Linked DNA regions of Homo sapiens: region 1 is linked to region 2. A link is an interaction called in ENCODE POLR2A ChIA-PET data of the cell type or tissue named here. Cell type or tissue: PC-3. All regions are shown on one strand. Links, peaks and the distances in the headings refer to the core of each region. The heading gives the core; the rest is flanking DNA.

Region 1 (5,686 bases), core at 687-4,686, 110 kb before region 2:
ATGGCTCACAGTGATCTCTTTCTCCTGGTATTATTGCCCTTGGCAATCTCCTCTCCTTGAAGATAAGCTTGACTTGGTAACTTATTTCTAACAAATAGAATATGGAAAAAGTGACGTGATGTCACTTTCAGGATTAGGTTATTATGAAAGAATGTGACTTTCTACCTGCTAACCCTGTCTCTTCACCTCTTCTTGTGAGCTTGCTCTGATGAAGCAAGCCGCCATGTCATGACCTTCCCTGTGGAAAGGACCATGTGGCTAAGAACAGAAGGTGGTCTCTGGCCACCAGCCAGAGAATAATTGAGTGCCTCATCATAACAGTGCACAAGCAACTGAATTTTACTGACATCAATGTAATGAGCTTCGAAGCAGATTCTTCCTCACACAAGCTTTCAGGTGATACCACAGGCATGGCAGACACCTTAATTGCAGCCTGTGAGAGACTGAAGCAGAGGGCCCCGATACACTGCACCCATACTTATGATCCACAGAAATTGTGAGATAATGAATATGGGTTGTTTTAAGTCTTTGAGTTTTGGTGTAACTTGTTATGCAGCAATGGATATTGTATTAGGGTTCTCCAGAGAAACAGAACCAAGAGGATGTGATTACATACACACACACACACACACACACACACACACACACACACGAATATGATTTGTTATAAGGAATTGGTTCATGCAATTATGGAGGCTGGTGAGTACAAAGTCTTCAGTGTGGGCCAGCAGGCTACAGATCTAGCATTGCTGATAGTGGAGTTCCAGTCTGAAAGCCAGCAGGCAGAGACCTGACAGATGAAGACGGTGCAGATGAAGGTGGATACACAGATGGAGTCCAAAGACAGGCTGCTGGAGAATTCCCTCTTGCTTAGGAAGACCCACTTTTTTGTTCCATTCAGGATTTCAATCAATTGAATGAGGACTGCCCACATGATGGAGGAAATTTGCTTACTCACAGTTCACTTATTTAAATGATAATCTCATCCAGAAACACTCTCCAAGTTGACGCATAAAATTAGCCATCACAGATGTGAAGCTAGATCTTATAGGTGTCTTTTAGTGAAGCTGGGACACAACGCCCTGGGCAAGAGAGAGAGCACATTTCAGTTCTACAGCAGGCTGTAGTTTTAAAGAACCAGTGTTCCAGGAAGGAGGGTCTGACAGTGTTGTGTGAAGTTCAGAAACACAAGCCTCTGACCCCAGCAAAAGATGAGCTAAAAAGTCTAGTGACCACTCTAAGAAGAACCTCCTTACCATGTTGCAAACTATCTGAGGAGCAACAAGATTCAGGTCATCCAGTTTTCTTCTTAGTTATAAAATTAGTTATAGCTCAGCTCTCAGGTCATGGCAGATGATTTCAACAAATTGTTAAGAGAGCATATATACATGGAATGCCCACTTAGATATGAAAGAGCATATTACTAGCATTACTAGCCTTCCAGAAATCCATTGTATATCCTTACCTGGTCATAACTTTCTATCTTCCATGAGTTTTTATTAGATATTTCATAACCAATAAAATTTGGAGAGTATTCATTAAACTTCATGACTATGAATGTCAGTGGAACACAGAATGTGTATTGATTATTCTAGCTGTTTTAAGATGTTCCTTCTTAGCTAGATTCATTTTTTAGGAGTAAGGCTCTTGTTTCATTCTCTTTGGGGGAACCCATAGCCTTAAGCACAGGAACGATCATCTCATATGTGCCCTGACGGTACCCACAGGTGGCTGTGTGACAAGTGGGTAATGAGAGCAGTGTCCAAGCTCAGATGGAGATTTTCAGGAGGTAGGATGTTTTGGTGAGAGAATACATATACAGCTGGGCCCAAAGATCCCTCAGGGTCTTAGGTCTTTAGGGAAAATTGTCTAGCAGTAAAGAAAGAACTGTGAGCAGCCAGCCTAAAGCTGTATCTTGTATAGACAGAATTGGAATCATTGGAACTCAGACTTTCATAACTGTTTAAAGATAACAGCTGGTTTTAAGTGCTAAAATGTTCAGCAGCTAGGTTTGTGGCTATATTATGAAAGTTAACAGGCATCTGTACCAGAGTTTGCTTTAATTGGAGCTGTGTGTACATGCAAAGAGAGAGACAGAGAGAGAGAGAGAGATTGATTTAAACATAAGAGGCAGTTCTGAAGGTCACATAAGTGTAGTGGGAGCCTACTGTCCTGACTGCAGTATTTTACCAGGCGATGAAATTCTAGGCTTCATGGAAAATAGAATCTGAATTTCTTCTATAAATTGTAAGTGTTTGTTTCATTGTGGCCTGCTGGCACTAGGATTTGGTCTGTCAAGGGTATAATAAAAATGAACACAATGCCAAGAAAAACAAATGCTAAACAGGAGCCTGAGCAGGCTAAAATATGCAAACAAGCCAAGGGATCCCATCCCAGCAGCAGGGTAGGGAGCTTGGGGTGTTCAGGAGAGAGGAGCTCATTGGAGTGGAGTCAGTGGTATGATTGCAGCTTGCATGGTGAGGAAACTTGCACATCAGTCAGTGAGGCTCTTGGTGCATGTGTCCACCTGCAGGATTAGTTGAGATTAATGTGCATTGAAGTCCAGTTTCATCCTAAAGTTTCCAAGTGGAATCAGATTCCGATGCCAAGTTGCCTCAAAACAGATGGGCAAGACTTTTCCATGGAGAAAGAGCACCAAGGTGAAATGCCACATGTCAGGAGAAGGTATTTCAAACTTAATTCACAACAGGCAGAAACAATATAGAAGAATAAACTGGCCTGCAGAAATTTCTGGTGTGAATATTGAGAAGGAACCCAAAGTTCTGTTCTTAGAGAGATGATGCTCTCTGTCTGCTCTCTCAGGTTTCCAAAGTTCACCTGTTGTGAAATGCTAGCATTTGTTGCTGGAAATTGACACCGAAGAATGTTTTCACCCTCTGCAAAAAAACCACTGTTTTTATGAATTCAGTGTGAGACCAAATATGTCATCGCTTTTACTCAATGTTACAAAAAGGAGAATTTTTTCAGCTGTCTTTATTGGAACAGAGTGTGTTTTCACACTACTTTGTGTCAGTGTCTCCCATTTTAAGCTCTTGTTTTTATTGGATACTTCAAAATTTTCAGCCCAAACTGCACATATCCCAAACCCACTAGCTTATAGGCCAGATGACTGGGCCAGGGAATAGCCACTTATTCCCAGATTTACGTCAAAACTGATCGAAGTGAAGATCTAAACACACCACCTGCATAGTCTTCAGTCTTAGTTTGCTGGGACCCAGTTCATTCCCAAGTGTGGTTATAACTATAGGCTCCATTTTCATTAAATTCCAATACGTGTTATTTAGAACCTAAAAAAAGACTTTTCATCCCTCTGAATCCCTAATACGTGTGGTTTAGCATCACCAACTCTGCAAATCTGTCCTGTGACCACAAATGGAAGAAGGAACAGGTAGTGTTCACATGTGTGGAGGAGGAGATGCAGAAGAGATGGTGGCATGGACAGTATTTTGACATAGATGTTCAAAGAAAAAGAGTGTTAGAAATGTTGCTAAACGCCGGGCACAGTGGCTCATGCCTGTAATCCCAGCACTTTTAGAGGCGGAGGCGGGCAGATCACCTGAGGTCGGGAGTTCGAGACCAGCCCGGCCAACATGGTGAAACCACATCTCTACTAAAAATACAAAAATTAGCTGGGCGTGGTGGTGGCACCTGTAATATAGCTACTTGGGAGGCTGAGGCAGGAGAATCGCTTGAACCTGGAAGACAGAGGTTGCAGTGAGCCGAGGCTGTGCCATTGCACGCCAGCCTGGGTGACAAGAGCAAAACTCTGTCTCAAAAAATAAATAAATAAATAAATAAATAAAAATAAAAAAGGAATGTTGCTAGGACAAGTGAATGACTGGCAGAATGCCAAATGGAAATTACTACAAAATTTCATATGTACTCTAAACTCTAAAATAATTACAGATAGATTAATAAATGTAATATATAAAACCATAGACATCTTCCCTGCCCTGGAATTCATAATTTATAACTATTATGCATAATTACTAATTCTTAAAAACTATACACTTGTTAAAGGCAAGTATGGTACAATGAAAACTGGTCTTAGCTTTAGAAAATGTGGATTCTAATCTAACTTTATTATTTGTTAGCTGTGAAACTTCAGGTAAGTGACTTCACTTCTCTGTGTTTTAGTTTCCTCAGTAGTAAAACGGAGATAGCAGTAGTCACCTTGTAGCCATTGATATGATGACTCAATGATATAACCTGTGAGAAAGCATTTAGCACTGTGCCAGGCACATATAAGGCATTTAATAAATGTTATAAAAATGAACGAAAGTATGAAGTTGGCACTTATACGTGAGGTTAATATGGGATAAATATGTATGAATGGGAAAAGAACATATTTGAAAGTGGAATATTATGGCTGGGAATGTGGGCACAGTGATGGCTGAAAGTAAACAGAGCACGTGGCTTTTCAGAATGACTGTGCCTTTTGAGGGTGGAGATTATTCACCATGCTGTGTTTCCTTTCGTTCCTGGGGGCTGTTCCTTCATCTCAATCCACAGTGTGATAAACAGATGAATCTCTTTGAATGGAGTAAGCCAAGACATAACTGAACCCAAGCAAAATGACTCTTCAGCAGGGTTGGATTCCTCTGTTTTAAAAACATTCCAATGGCAGTATCTGGAATAGGCAAAGGGAAGATAGAAAGGTGGTCTCAAAGTGATGGCCAGCCCTGGTCACTCCTGTTTACCTCCCATTAATGATCTTTCTGGCCTGCTGCAAACAGCAGAGCACTAAGACGTCTTTCATCATGGAAGACTGAGGTCAGAGGTTCAAGGAGAGTAGCAGCTATTCAGTATTATATCGTGTAAGGGAGGCCAATATTTAAGGGAGGGACCTCTGCCTACTATACATTTGTTTTCACCATCAGTAACTTACCAAGCTCTGTCCTACCCACTTGTTCAGTTTGGAGATTCAACATTTATTTCTTTGGCCTTGGGTTGCTAGATTTTACTTGATAGATATCTTCAGTGTGCAAGACCCACTGTTATAACTGAGAGAAACTAATTAGCAATTCATTTCTGGCCTCAATTTGCACACACACTGCTCCTTTCACTGGAGTTTTGCCACTTTCTTTAAAGGTAAATTAAACTTAGCAAACTTTATCACGCGCCAGCTTGTGGAGGGCTCTGCTGTACACATGGTAGGCGATGACGAGGCACAGAGCTTGACCTCGATTCTCTCCTTAGAGTATGCAGTCTCATGAGAGATGTTTGGTTTCTTTCACGAGGCAGCTTGGTGGAAAAGCTTTCCATGAAGTGGTATAAGGGCTGCAGTCTACCAATGAGGAAACTGAGGCAGAACAAAAGAGGAGGCAAAGTCATTGCCAGAGAAAAGATGCTGAACATTATTTCAGACCTGTAAGTAAGACTGAGAGTGGAGGGAGGGGCAACTTACAAAGCTCAGGAGTCAGAAGGCAAAAGTGACAGGAGCTAGAATTCCCTTTTATGCAACCCTTGTATGTGTTCCAGGGAGATGTTAGGTGGCTGAATGAGGAATACAACATATTTTACCTGTGAAATGTTAAATAACTTTATTTTAGGACAATAATAGATCAGTTGTTCAGAAGTTATATTTTTATATTGGTAATTCCTAGATGATTTGTACAGACCAACATTCCTTCGGAAACTTTAGAAAGGGACAGATTCCTTGGAG
Region 2 (5,686 bases), core at 888-4,887:
CATATTCCACATGTCTGAGTCCTAGCTCTAGAGTCAGTGATTAACATTTCTCTCCCCATCTCTCTCTCCCCACTTCCTCTTTCTTGTCTCCCTCTCTCTCTCTTTCTCCCCACTCATTCATTTATGTCATTCATCTATTAACTTATTCCAAATGTATTAAATGCACATGAATATTTATTGAGTACATATTCTGTGCCAGGTGCTGTAGCAGTCTCTTGAAGATTTAGCAGAAAACAAATTATCCAGTTCTTGGTATGTGATGAGTGTGTGTTTGTGTGTGTGTGTGTATGTGTGTCATGGGGCAAGGCGTCCCTGCATGTGTGTGCATGTGTCAATGTCAATGCATATGTGTGCACTGTCACCTGTATTACTGCTATAATTAATATACAAAAATTCTCAGTTTTGATGCCTCTTAGACCCAAAGTGTAAGAGGAAAACACCTCCTAGGGATATCTTTGGTTCCGATTTCTCTACAACTTTCCCACAATCTGTCCTATAATCAGTTCAACTTAGGAATTATTTTTACTTTCAGACGCATCTTTTCTGTCTTCTAACTTAGATTTATCAATAGATGATATGCTCACATTATTTTTGCTACTTGAAGCATAATTTAAATGACTAATCTCCAAATATTAGACTTCCCTTTCTTATCCTCCCAAGAATATATTGTAGTTAACACTTAATCTTGAAACAAAGAAACAAATAAAAGCTGTGCTGAGAAACACAAAACCAACTCAAAAACTGCCTGGTGAATGACTCCCTGACAGCTTTTTCTTTAGCTACGTGGTGGTAGCAGGTGTTTGGTCTGGATAACCAGGGAGTTCCCATACGTTATGCTAGTTTTCAATGTAGCTTCCAAACACGACTTTATGCTAATATCCAGGTAGATTGTAGCCAATGTCAGTGTCTTCCAGTTGCTCTGCCCAAGTGAAGCAGAGGCGTTCATTCCAGACCATTTCTCTGTGTTCCCGTCCATCCAGCTCCAGCCAGGGAGCTAGGCTGATTTTGAGGACAAACTACTGGCAATTGGCTTTCTGACTTCTGCAGTAATGCTTTTCTAACTATTTGTGCTTGGACCTTTTCTCTATTCAGTTAACTAACACATTCTGCCTAAAATAATCATCCTAACATTATTCTGTTTTTCCTGCTCACCCAAAATCTTCAGGTACCATCAAATCCATTAATTAGCCATATGCCACCTATGTATTAAGACTAGAATTGCCTTCTATTAGGAGAACATTAGCATACACTATGCTATTTTATCCACCAGTCTTGTGAGTTAGGCATTGGCTTCATACATATTTTAAAGAAAAAGAAAAAGCCATCAGCTAAAGCAGGCTCTGGACTCCATTTTATATCACCTTCTGTAAGATCCTCCACTGAGTTACAGCAAAGATGGAGAGGGAGGGCAAAGGTGTCCACTGAAGAACAAAAGAGCATGGGATAGGGGCTGTGTTGAGATCTTTCAGCATCCCAAGGGTAGCTCTGCATTGAGAAATTTTTGCAAGTTTGAGGACATGTGTTACTAACAGACACAGATGGGTAATGGCCTTGATGAGTGTGTAAACATCTAGAAGTGAGAAGTAAAAGCATACTCTAAGTTGGAGTCTGTACAGCACTAGATCATGTGCAGTTTGTTGTCAGAGTTTTAAGTTACAAGATTGAAGCATGAACTATTTTCTAGGCCTTCTTGCCGAGAACTAGGAAAGGAAATTAGGATGAAGCAGGGCTGCCTAATGTCCTGAGCTGTACCCTGTGAGTTCCTGAAGGGCTCTCCATTCCTGTGATGACAGATGCAATAGCTACATCCAACCAAGGCCGTCCTGGGGAGAACCATAGGCAGACAAGGTAACACAATGCTTAATAGCATGGGTTCAAATCCTGGCTCTGCCTCTTCCAAGGGATATGACTGCGCAGGTGAATCAACTTGTCTGGGCTTCCATTTCTTCCTCTATAAAATGTAAATAATAACCCGCTCAGGGAGTGTAATGAAGACTAAATCAGGTAATCTCTGTTAAGAACTAAGCAGAGCAATTGACATTACATGTTCAATTAATAGTTATTGAAAAACATTTTAAAATAATTTTAGATTCTATCTTAGATTCAGGGGATACATGTGCAGGTTGGTTTCTTGGGTATATTGTGGGATGCTGAGGTTTAGGGTATAATTGATCACATTAACCAAGTACTGAGCTTCGTACCCAATAATTAGTTTTTCAGCCCTTGCCTCATCCCTTTCTCCACCCTCTAGTAGTCCCCAGTGTCTACTGTTTCCATCTTTATGCCATGAATATCCATTGTTTAGCTCCCGCTTAAAGTAAGAACATGTGGTATTTGGTTTTCTGTTCCTGCATTAATTCACCAAGGATAATGGCCCCCAGGTGTATCCATATTGCTGCAAAGGACATGTATTTATTCTTTTTCATGACTACATAGTATTTCATCATGTAAATGTACCACATTTTCTTTATCCAGCCCACCATTGATGAACACACAGGTCGATTCCATGTCTTTGTTATTGTGAATAGTGCTGTGATGAACATGTGAGTGCATGTGTATTTTTGGTAGAATGATATATTTTCTTTTGAATATATACCCAGTGATGGGATTTCTCATTCAAATGGTAGTTCTGTTTTGAGTTCTTTGAGAAATCTTCAAGCTGCTTTCCACAGTGACTGAGCTAATTTACATTTTCACCAAAATTGTATAAGCTTTCCCTTTTCTCTTGCAGCCTTGCCAGCATGTGTTGTTGTGTTTTGAAAAACATTTTTAAAAGGCTGCCATATTTTACCACTGATGTACTCTTCTCTCATCCTGACTTAGGCTAGGGAGATGCTTTGGGAGACTTCACTTTGGTCTCTCATTCCTGGCCTACACACAGAAGTACACAGAACTGTCTCAGGCAAAACTGGTTGAAGCGGCAGTGGTCCTTTTTTTACAAGTTAGGAATTTGTTGGCTGGTATGGCTGGGAAAGACATGACTGCCTTGCAGAAAAAAGAAGCACTCAGGAGCCAGCATCCCTGGGCTGGACTCTGGGTCCTGAGGAGACAGGGATTTCCTCCACTGCTGTCTCTCATTTCTGCTGCCCCTGGTGTACTGGCCTTACTGTCTCCAATTGTAGGTGGGCTTTCTCCCCAGAGGAGGGAATGTGTTCATAGGTAGCCTCACATCAACAATTCTTGCAGAAGACAAAATAGGGTGTGATTTTTGATAATGAATTATTCAAGGTCCCAAAAAGAAAGTGGATGACTCTTTTCAACCAGAGTGATAAAAGGAAGGTTTAGTAAAGGAGCTATTTACAAAGGTGTGTGCAGGACGTAGGTAGGGTGACTCACCATCCAGTTTGCCCAAGACTGTTTTAGTACTGAGAGCCCTCTCATCCGAATGAGAGGATTTCACAACACTCCATTTCTGCGAAAAGTAGGGTGAGTGGCCATTCTAGGTAAGAAAAACACAAGAGGCTATGCACAAGAGGCTAGTAACAGCAGGGTTGTGGCCACCCCTACTCCTCAATTGACAAACGGAGGGAGCAGTTAATGGAACTTGGGAGGAGTGTGTTGTATTGAGGGGCCCACTGCAAGGAGCACTGGTCTTTGGTGAGGGACCCAAGCAGCCTAAGGCAGCCCTGAAAGAAGGAAGTCAGGGAGATAAAAGCCCTGAACTTGCTTTCCTTCTTTTCTCCCATCTTCAAGAGTTTCAATTTCAAATCAAAGAACATGCTGGAGTGTTGTCATGAAAAGCAGATTCAAAACTGGTCACTTAGTTCACTCATTTTACACCAGTTTAATGAATACCAGTAGGTCAAGTTCTATATTATGTGCTGGTGTTTAAACAAAGGCACCTATACCAGGAGCTAAGGTGGGGAACATGGAGCCCAAGATAGAGGTGGCTGTAGTGAAGAATAGGTGCATGGTATGATGGGTGAGGCCAGGTGGATTAGGCACCACTGAGGAAGAAATATCTGGAATTTATAGCTCTGGGTCCCTGGGATTATCTTCAGAAATGGTGTTTTGTGCATGTATTTCTTTTTAAGGTCTATACTCTGTTCCTGGGGCCATGACCTTCTTCTAATTCAAGATGCAGGCTGCCTCAGAACATAGCAACCAATGAGATTATTGCTTGTTGCTATCATCAATAGAATGCGTTAAGATTATATCTTGACTCCCAATATGTAATTACTACTGACACCCACTTCCTAACTCCCTCAGGATAGGTATGTTTTATATATTATATCATGTAATTTTCATGAAAAATTATGATAAACATATTTTCCTGGTTTAAGAGGCTCAGGGACTGGGTAATTTTTCCAAAGTTGTACCTAAACAAGGACAGGAATCCAGGACTGATTACCCCTCACATTCCTTCTCTTTTCATTGTATCAGCTCAACTCATTTAATTCATGCAAGATATAGATAAATACTATGCTAGGGTCCTGTTTGAATTTCTATGGCAGAAAAAGACAGAACCTGTGACATGACCCTATATCTGCTATGTAATTGATCAGGCAAGTATTAGTGAAAGGAACTACAGGATGTGGTAGGTCACCATGCAGCACATGGCCATTTCTGTGGCTGGAGCAATAGCAGGGGGTGTAATGGCATTCTCCTCCTGCAGTGCACCCCAGATGTCAGCACAAAGTAGGCAATTCCTGCAAACAGTCCCCTGGAGCCAGGGCCGAGGTCCTTGATTGTGGCTATCCTTCTCCTGCTAATGACTTTTTCAAGCTACTTTCCCTCTCTCTACCTCTGTTCCCTGATTGCTGGGGGCTTTTCCAACTCTTTTGCTCAACCTCATTAAGAAATGCATGGATATATTTTTCTATACCAGCATTTAAGTATTTCCCCCATGATCCGTAGGAATGGTTTCCTGGAAAGACTTTGCATGGATTTTCCACTGCCTGCTGCCCTTACTAGCACTTGGGAAACTGCTATTTTTTTCTTCCTGGTTGCATTTGCCACTTACCCTACTGAAAACAGAAATTAAGACTTTAGACAGCTGCTTACTACATAAAATTTTCAAATAAAATATTCCTATTATATTCTCTTAGGGAAAAAGTTCACTCGATTAGATTAGCAAAACTAACATAAATATGAAGTAATGCCAGTGGCTGCTTGCAGAAGGTGTTTTTAACTTTCCATTTGACTTAAGCGTCCAGTGCATTGAGGTGTCTGTGACACTCTGTTCTGTGTCACATTTGTGAGCAGGATGATGTTGTAATGCTCCCGTAATGGCTAATATTATGTTAATGGAGATGGATGCCAATGTGTACACATATATATTTAGTCAGGTGGAGGCATTCCCAACTTGTAATGTAATCTGTGTGGTTTAAGAATTCACACATAAAAATGGAACAAGGAGGATTCAGCTGTGATTCTGGACTCTGCCTTTGCCCTTGTAGGAATATTTGACATTATTCTCTCACAATGGCCATTTTTCACTCTCTTGAGGAGAAAACAAAAATACTCCAACTAAATTAATGAATGTTTAGAACTCCAGTTCAGTCTTTCAAAAGGTCTAGGATGGTGCTGGGGAGGTGAAGTTGTCTGTGAGGTGGGATGGCAGGTCACTTCTCCTGGATGTGGTCTACTTGGTCACAGCCACATGACACTGAGCAAAAGGGGTAAGTGGGACAATACCAGGATAATCCAGGGGATTAACCTACCTCCTTCACCTGTGTAAGCAAGA

What was found. ChIA-PET counts read pairs that join two places held together with the same protein. Peaks named below come from ENCODE experiments on the same cell type or tissue, not always from the same donor. Only the 100,000 strongest peaks of a DNase experiment are listed, where the experiment ranks them.
Region 1: POLR2A ChIA-PET joins it to region 2 with 5 read pairs; 2 of 35 experiments call an interaction of 5 or more read pairs at or near these places.

Annotation. Positions count from the first base shown.
Region 1 is chr2:19,213,701-19,219,386 of GRCh38, reverse strand. No RefSeq gene overlaps it. Among named protein-coding and RNA genes, the nearest start is that of MIR4757, 130 kb to the left of the region's middle. In PC-3, for the core only: no CTCF peak of the experiment used is centred there; no DNase peak of the experiment used is centred there.
Region 2 is chr2:19,102,446-19,108,131 of GRCh38, reverse strand. No RefSeq gene overlaps it. Among named protein-coding and RNA genes, the nearest start is that of LINC01376, 78 kb to the right of the region's middle. In PC-3, for the core only: no CTCF peak of the experiment used is centred there; a DNase peak (open chromatin) is centred at 3,351; H3K4me3 peaks cover 433 bases; H3K27ac peaks cover 1,695 bases.